Linked DNA regions of Homo sapiens: region 2 is linked to region 1. Evidence: chromatin loops called from intact Hi-C (ENCODE). Cell type or tissue: IMR-90. All regions are shown on one strand. Each heading gives the region's core, and the rest is flanking DNA. Links, peaks and the distances in the headings are about the cores only.

The links. A loop is a pair of places that touch in the nucleus more often than their neighbours do. Peaks named below come from ENCODE experiments on the same cell type or tissue, not always from the same donor. Only the 100,000 strongest peaks of a DNase experiment are listed, where the experiment ranks them.
Region 2: a loop joins it to region 1, with 1.9 times the contacts of the local background. A loop is called at or near these places in 1 of 110 quality-filtered maps.

The regions. Positions count from the first base shown.
Region 1 is chr5:94,690,810-94,695,214 of GRCh38, reverse strand. It overlaps SLF1 (SMC5/6 complex localization factor 1), which reads right to left. Exons shown (of 21, transcript NM_032290.4): 19 at 3,559-3,651; 20 at 2,959-3,141; 21 at 1-384. Among named protein-coding and RNA genes, the nearest start is that of SLF1, 74 kb to the right of the region's middle. In IMR-90, for the core only: a CTCF peak has its summit at 1,977 (motif pointing right); DNase peaks (open chromatin) are centred at 1,624, 1,984 and 3,064.
Region 2 is chr5:94,172,898-94,177,302 of GRCh38, reverse strand. The region is part of intron 20 of KIAA0825; the gene reads left to right. All of the region lies in intron 4 of LOC105379087 (a long non-coding RNA gene), which reads right to left. Among named protein-coding and RNA genes, the nearest start is that of ARB2A, 63 kb to the right of the region's middle. In IMR-90, for the core only: no CTCF peak of the experiment used is centred there; a DNase peak (open chromatin) is centred at 2,372; H3K27ac peaks cover 233 bases.

The DNA.
Region 1 (4,405 bases), core at 268-4,267:
CCTTAAGAATGTGTGGGAGTTTCTGCAATGTCTTTATATTTCCAGCATAAAGATCCAGTAACCAGTCAGTATGAACACTGGTGGTTTCTTTATGACTTTTACAAGCCATAAGCAGTTCATTTAGATGAGTTAACCCTTTGGAAGCTAAAATGAACTCTGAAGATAAATCAAAAATTGAACAAAAATTTAGCAACATCCTACTAAGTAAAAAGGAGCCAAATTCAAGTTGCTGGTAATGAAAATGTTTCTCTGCTTGTGCATGAAAGTTCTCCACTGTATCTTCTATTTTTGTAATAGCAAACAGTTCTTCTTTGATTTGAGGTGAAACCACATAATCCAAGGGCAATTCTCCCTTAGCATTCCTCTGTTGTAAAAGCACTGGGCCTGTGAAAAGAAAATGCAAAATGTTGCAAGTAAAACATTTCTATTTTGGCAGCTTAACAGCTCTTTTCTCCTTTTTCCCAAAGCATCCAGTGCTTTCTTTGCAATCATATTTTGTATTAATTCATGTCGACACAATTAACTGACTATATATATAGACGAATAAAGGTACATTAAAAAAATTCTAGTCAATTACCTAATAAGGTTTCCCCAAACGTGCATGCCTCCGTTAAATAAATAATAAATACAACTACAAATAAAAACTTTTATAAAACTTTATCAACTGTCATTTTAAAATAAGAATTTCAGTGTTCCCAGAAGAAATCTTAAAAATGTATTATTCATCTTATAAATTCTATACAAGAGCCTCAGGGGTATCTCAAAATATCACCAAGAGGAAAAAGTAGTGCCCCTTTCATTGCTAATAAACAATTCTAGCAGTGCAAAGACTACAAAACCTTGCACAGATAGAGAACAGTTTTCATATTACCCTTGCTTGTGTTCAATGTTTAGTACAGGTAACTGGTTCACACAAATTACATATTAATTCTTCTAGATCAAACTCAGATCTCATCCATCTATACTAGTTAAACTCATTTAACTACCTACTTAGAAAGTACTAAAGATAGAGTTTATCCACTAAGTACTAAAGGATGATGTGGAGAAGGCAAAACATAACTCAGTATTTGGTTACATAGCAAAGTATAGGAGTACTTTTGCCTTCATCAGTCAAGTCTTATAATTATTTATGCACTTGGCCATAAAAACGTTACAGGGGATATAAAGATTTTAGTACTAGCAGACATAATCACTAGGTCCTACAATTATAACATAGATCATATTGTCAGAAAGAGAGAACTGATTATAACTGCTAAAATTCATAATGATGACTCTGATCAGACATACATAGTAGCATAGATATAAAATGTACTTAATATAAAAGATCAACCATTGATAATATGATTAATGTATAATTTATGGAAAGAAGATAATTCTAAAACAAAATTAGGCTCCTTTTCACTGTGCCAACATCTCAAAAAAATTGTTCCAAGTTACTTCTGTTTAAAAAAAAAAAAAAAGACAAAATTACGGACACAGGATACCAAAAGTAAACAAACGTTTTAGAGAAATAAATAAATTCTTGAAATTATTGCTCTTGAGGCTGAGTGACTCACAATGAATAGATAATGCAGTTACTTCAATATAAGTGTCAAACCACTTGACAGGTCCAAACCCAGAATATGACTAAGGCAGAAACAAGTCTGTACGACTGCCAAAGGACCTTGATAAAAACAAAAACAATTAGATTTCCTCTTCTAGGAGGAGAAACTCATCTCTTTACTATTCTCCACTAAGAGCCCTAGAAAAATTCACATTGGTTGGTATAATGCCATACTCTACTGAAGAGCTGGACCTAATACAATAATGGCTCCTAACAAATATTGGCCTGAATGCCAGACACACGGCTGAGTAGAAAAATAAAACATTAAGGAGGTAGAACTTATGGTTTAGTAAACACAGAATACTAAAAAAAACAAGGTAGAAGAACTGAAAAACATTGACTATGAAATGATATCAGTAAAACAGACACACTAAGGCCTTTAGGGGGCAGGAGAAGACTATATATAACCAAATGTCTTAAACTCCCATGCTATACAGCCTTCCTTAGATGCATATATACTAAAAAGACATCTTAAGAAAATACGCTTTTTGTCTTTATGCACAATCAAATGTTTTAATTACAGGATAAGATAATGTTAAATTTAAATGTAAAATTAATACAAATAAAAACGACAAGTAATTTCTACAAATCTTTGTTTCCATATTCTAAGCTGGTCATCAGTTTTCTTTTTTTCTTTTAAAAGCACCAATCCGTTTTGAACATTTTGTTGTAAAATTTATATTATTCAGTTTAGATATAAGAAGAATGACACTGAAATAATGTGGGGCCTTGCTGAAAGCAAAGATCAAAAATCAGCAGGAAAAACGCAGATGAATATTCAGCTCAAGTTACCTCCTTCACAAAACCCCTGCATAACAGTTATCACCATTTGAAAATCCTCCTGCTTTAACTTAATTGGCTGCAAAATGTGAATGACGAAAAATATTCTAGGATATCATTTTTTTACAGTCTGTACAGAAATGACTCATTAAAAATAAGATTGAGTTTGTAGTTACATACAGGAAATGAAAAAATCCAGGTAATCACAATTGAACATTTATATCCATTTATCAATAAGCTTTCAGAAATGACTGGCTCACAAAGACATTACACACCTGAAGGAAAAAGATAAATATTTAAAACCAGCAAACTCAATTCAAAAACAGACTCTCATACACGAACCTAAATAGGCTTAATAATATATACATAAACAAATATACATTATGAAAAGGATTTTATCTCTAATAATAAAAGGTGCTTACGTTTTAGGAGACTTTTTATCCTTACTTTTTCATTAATATGAAATAAAGGCATCTTTCCTTACAGATTTTAAACATAAAATGCTATCTACCTCTGCAGGATTCATCAAAAAACTGGATAATTTATCAAAACCCATTTAGCATAAACACACTCACCCCCATGCTGTAGTAGCAGCTTGCCAATTTCTACATGTCCGTTTGACAGTGCATCATGCAAAGGAGTCACCCCGTCCACTTGAGTGAGCAGATCTACCTCTGGACAACGTTGCAAAATTTCCTGGACACACACTGTGTTGCCATAGTTACAGGCTTCATGCAAAGGCGTCCAGCCAGCATTGTCTAAATTAGAAATCAAGGCAAGTTTTAAAACAGCAGAAGTAGGACTTTTGGTAGAAAAGTACTGATGTTCTACTTTTCTCATCAGTGTGACTTTCTAGGTGCTTCATATACAAAAAGAATGCTGTGATAAAAATGTCTAGGGTGTAATCATATTTCTACCTTAAAAAATTAAAATAAAAACAATTTTAAAATATTAATGTTGGGTATTATCAAAATATGGACACCAAAAAATGTTTTTATACCATTAGTTATAAATCAATATATGAGAAATTTCTTGGCTTTGCTAAGAAATTTTTCTTATACTTTTAAGATACCTTAGGTAAATTTACTTAAATAATTTTTCTTAATGTGATATAAAACTGTTTAATATCACAAATATTAAGACATTGGACTAGACCACAAAGATTTAAAACTTACCTTTAACATTGATGTCTATTCCTGGCAAAGAGAGAAGAAGAATCAATTTCTCCACTTGGTTATTTATGCAAGCTCTATGCAGGGCTGTTTCTCCTGCCATAAAAAATTAATAGATTATTCCAGAGAAGACAAGATATCAACTAAAAAAAATAATCAAAGGGCATGAACTAGGAGATCTGGCCCCATGCCAGAAATTTATTTATTGAGTTCTTCTTTTGACTGGTTTAAACATCCCCTGCATTTAAAAAGGCGGGGGTGGGGGGTGGGAAGGGGAAGGACCCCCACCAATCCATACTGCTTCTGTTCTATCAGCAATTCAGCAATGAAATTCTACTGCAAAAGGTTTAACACAGGCATTGTCTCCCCTAGTTCAAGGTTTAAAGCTTCAATCCTGCTATAAAACCCCCAAATGATCAGAGAACACCAAAAATACTGGGTTTTGCAGCAATAAAAGTTTAGAGTGCAATTGCCCTCTCTTAAATTTATTCATGAACCTACATTAAATGTATGGCTCTTTTTTATACAGCATTTATAGCTTAATTCAAATGAATGTTTCTGGCTAAGCATGAGTGCCTCTACACACTCAAGTATAATTCAGAACTTCAAATCCATTAACAGATGGTTTGCTGCTTCTCAATAGGCTGTCTGGCTTGGCTACAACAGCAGAGAGAGGGAGAAATGGAGGAATCTTAATATAAACACACCACACACACACACACACACAGACACACACACGGATGTAAAAAAAAAAAAAATCCCTAGTACCATTTAAAGCTGAACAAGAGTAACAAATAGAAATGACAAGGTTTTTTCTAGGAGAGACGCAATTAATGCCTTCTGGCTAAAA
Region 2 (4,405 bases), core at 261-4,260, 520 kb after region 1:
TCTGCTTCCATGTAATATAGAATTTAAAGTTAATGATGCTTCCCAGGATTCCATTGCTCAATGGCTTAGTTTCATTTTATAATTAGGTTAACATTTTTCTTTATAATATTTGATTGGTGACATTTTTCTAGATTTTAAAAATAATGAAATGATATTGTAACATTGGTTAAAGTTGACCTAATATCTAAACCACAGCTGAATTTTCCACATAAAGCATTTTCTTGATTATTCCTATCATTTTCCAATGTTTTATTATCTGTGGTGTGCATTGGTGTTTTTGTGTGTTTGCTCGGGGTGGGGATACTGTGTAGTAATTTCCCTGTTGTGCTTTTAAATAGGAACTTTCTAGGAACACTAGCAATGGTAATGTCATAGTTACTTACTGAGAGAACTAACCTGAATTCTATGGAGGTATACTGAAGTTTTGGGAAAATGAAATTAGAGATGCAGCATATCTCAGCAGTAATGAATCTGTTTCTGTTGTATAAAACAGGGTTAGGTTGTTCTTCTTAAAAGCAGTTTTTCAAACTTGGTACTTTTTACTGGTCAAGTGTTTATTCCATTGGGTCATTAATCTGTTATATTCCCAAAGTACTCTTTGGGTATAGTTCCTGTTCTAGCTAATGTGAAAGAAGCATTGGTCTATGGCAGATTTTTTTTATGCTTTTTAATGATAATTTTGAATTGTTTAGGTAAGACCCTCTTGAGTATCTCCTAGTGCTTATAAATGAAAAGAGCTAGTAAAGACCTTGTTTATAATGACTGACTTTACAACAAAGTTGGGCATATTAATCAACAATAGACACTGTCAGTTCTATTGCATATTACTAGACTGATGGGGGTGTCTCCACCTGTTTTCTGTTGTTACAACAGAATACCTGAGCCTGGGTAATTTACAAAGAAAAGAGGTTTCTTTAGTTCATAATTCTTCTTGCTAGAAGGTTTAAGATTGGGCAGCTACATCCAGTGAGGGCCTCATGCTGCTTCCACTCATAGCAGAAAGTGGATACATGCAAAGAGATCACATGGTGAGAGAGCAAGCAAGAGAGAGAAACCAGGGAGGCCAGGCTCTTTTTTAAAAACCTGCTCTTGTGGGAAGTAATCCATTCTAATGAGAGTGAGAACTCACCCTTGCAAGAGAGCATTAATCTATTTCTTGAGGGATCTGCCCCCATGACCCAAACACCTCTCAACAGGCCCTACCCCCAACACTGCCACATTGGGGATCAAATTTCAACATGGGTCTTGGCAGGAGCAAACCACAGCAAGGGGATTTAGCAATAAAAAAATTTAATAAATTTGATACGGAATTCAGAATTGTAATACAGTAGCAGAAACACATCATAAAAATTTAGACATCAATGAGGATAACCTTTGAATGTCAACTGCTTATAAATGAATTAGACTTGCTGCATTTTGGCTAAATTTATAGGTTATGGCAAATAAGATGGGAGGGGGCAAGACAGAAGAAACTAGAATGATTTTGTTTACTAAATATCTCAATGTCAACTGTTATTTTTAATGCTTCCTAGATATTTCCCTAAAAATATGAAATTTATTCAACCTAAATTCACGTAAATATAGAAGGAAATTCTTTAACTTGATCAATTAATGAACTTCTTTTGGAAATTAATTTTAACATTAGTCAACTGTTACATTTGAAGTTAGAATTTAAATAAGGGAGAGAAACTTAGAACAGGAGAATACAGGGGAATGCTGTAAGGCTGTGTAGGTGAGAAAGAAGGCTCTCCAAAGTCATAAGGCCTTCTTCCAAGATACTGAGTAGTTGTGCTGGATTATTCTCTTGGGAGTCATAGAAAGAGGTAACACAGTACTTGACTTTCTCTGATGCCAAAAAGCTCTGGAACTGTCAGTCAGAATTTTCTGTATATGACAATAACTGTGGTGCACTCACTGCAAAAATAAAACATTATTAGACGTAATCACACCTTTAGCTGTGATGACAGATGTTAAAATGACTATAAGCAGTTAAAGGGGAAACAGGTCACAGACAGTTATCTGGAAGCAATGAGACAAGGATGTTTGAAGAAATAACCTATTATCTGGAGAATGATAGGATTTTAGGATATGAGAGATAATGGGTGAGCTAATTGGGAAGACAAAACAGCAGGCCAATTTCTAATTAAATTGACAGCATATGTAGGATTTCATTCAGGGAAAGTACCAGTGATCTGAGATGGGCCACCATTTGCTCCATGCAATTCTGCAATGAGAGTGCTGCTGGAAGATGCCTCATAAAGAAGGGCTAGAAACATGGCATAGCTTTTAGGGGCAAGACTTTTTTTCACTGCCTATCAAGATAAATACCATACCAATGATGTGTTCATCCACAATATGGTAATGAAATAGGAAGAGGGCATCCAGGGTGATAGCTGTGAGAGTGAGTCAGTGTATAAATTCTGCTTAGGAAGGAAGATGTTTAAATTTGAAAAAAAATCCATAAGTATTAAAGGGTATTCTTGCTGCCTTCCTATTGTGACACTCATCTGACTAAAAGATAAATCAAACGGAATGGACTGATAGGGTTGGTAACTGGATGTGGTAGGAAGAAAGCTGAATAAATTAGCAAAGGACAGAGTTTTTTTTATTTAAAAGGGTTATAGTTTTCAGATGTTGTTTGACCTCTTAAAGGGGGATAAGCTTGATATTTTTAAAGCAATACTTACATCTGAAATAGTATCACGTACATTTTTAGCTAGTACTCAAACAAGTTCCATATTCTATATAAATGGGGAAATGTAATTCATAATTGACAAGGTATGAATTTTTTACACTTTAAGCCATGAGATTGCCACATCAACAAATGTAATTCCTTAGCAAATATGTCTTATGTTTATATTTATGAAATGTACACAATTGACGCAGAACCCAAAAGGGAATAAGTAAGCATTTTAAATATATATATATATTTACTTGGATTTGCAAACTCCGTTCTGGAAAACATTTATTAAATGAGAAACAAGGAAGGAATGCAAGCAAAATGTGCTTAGAGTCTCAATTTATCTTGGACTTGGTGTTACTTTTCTGGATTTTTCCAAAGCTTAGACTTCCATTGGTTAAAGTGTTGGCCTTTGCTTTGTTTTGTTTTTGTTTTTAACTTACAGAGTACTAGTCTCAAAAGTGGAAATGATAAACTATTAAAACTTCAAATTTATCTATGGGAGCCCCACAGTGCAGTGGTGATTTCATGTTAAATATTTTAAGTTGAAACAGCAAGAAAGAGATCAAGCGAAGTATCTTAGAAAGAGAGACAAGGTCTGGATACGTGATGTATTCCACATTTCATGCAGCTATTGAAAAGGGCAACACAGCTTGCCTAAGGGCCATAAAATGAGTACAGTTGGAGAGTCCAGGCTCCAGAATGAAAACTAGCAGGTTGTGATGATTTGTAGAGGTGTGTATGTAAGCATGTCCAGGAAGCTCTATGTTGCTTTCCCTGTTCTGAGGCTTGCCCTGCCCACATAAGGGTCTCTACTTCACTTCTCTAAGTGTGGTGGATTGTATTTTCTAAAGATGATGGCAGCAGTACACCTACCCACCCATATACTATTTTAAAACCTTGCCATGCCCCCATCAAGAGGTGGAGCCTCGTTTTCCTCCCCTTGAATCTGAGAGCTGATGACTCCTTTGTAACCAATAGAATACTATAGAAGTGGTACTATATGAATTTCAAGGCTGGACCATAAAAAGCAGTGCAGCTTCTGAACTGAGACACTGCTCTTGGAACACTGAGCTGTTAGGTCAGAAGTCCAAACAACGGGGAGCTGCCATGTTATGAGGAAGCCCAGGCCATATGGAAAGACTAAGTGTAGATTCTCCTGGTGACCATGTTAGCTGAGGGTCCCTCAGATAGCCAACATCACCCACTAGATATGTGAATAAAGATGCCTCAGATGAGTGTCTCCCAATCTTTGAATCTCTTTCAGACATCCTGGAGTAGAGACAAACTCTTCCCACTGTGACCTTTCCAATGGCTTTATTGTGCAATAGTAACTGTAACATTAAGAGAAGTATTAAGCAGAAACCCTGAGAAGACAGCCAGGCATCTTTTCTCACTCCCTAGTTTCCTATGGTATTTGCCCTGGTAACAGCATCTTTTCTCACTCCCTAGTTTCCTATGGTATTTGCCCTGGTAACAGAAAGAGCATGATATAGAAGTGTCGCTAATTGTCTCACACTTGCTTAATCTATTTTTATAAATTAAAATAGTTATTTTCTGTAAATTATTCAATAATTTAACTTTATTACTAAAAATAATAGCTTCATATCTAGAAAGCAAGGTATTATGAGGGACAGTAAAATACCAACCCTGATTTATGAGGTATCTCTCATGTGCCAAGCACACTGCCAAATCTTTTCCTAAATTACCTTAATCTTCACAATA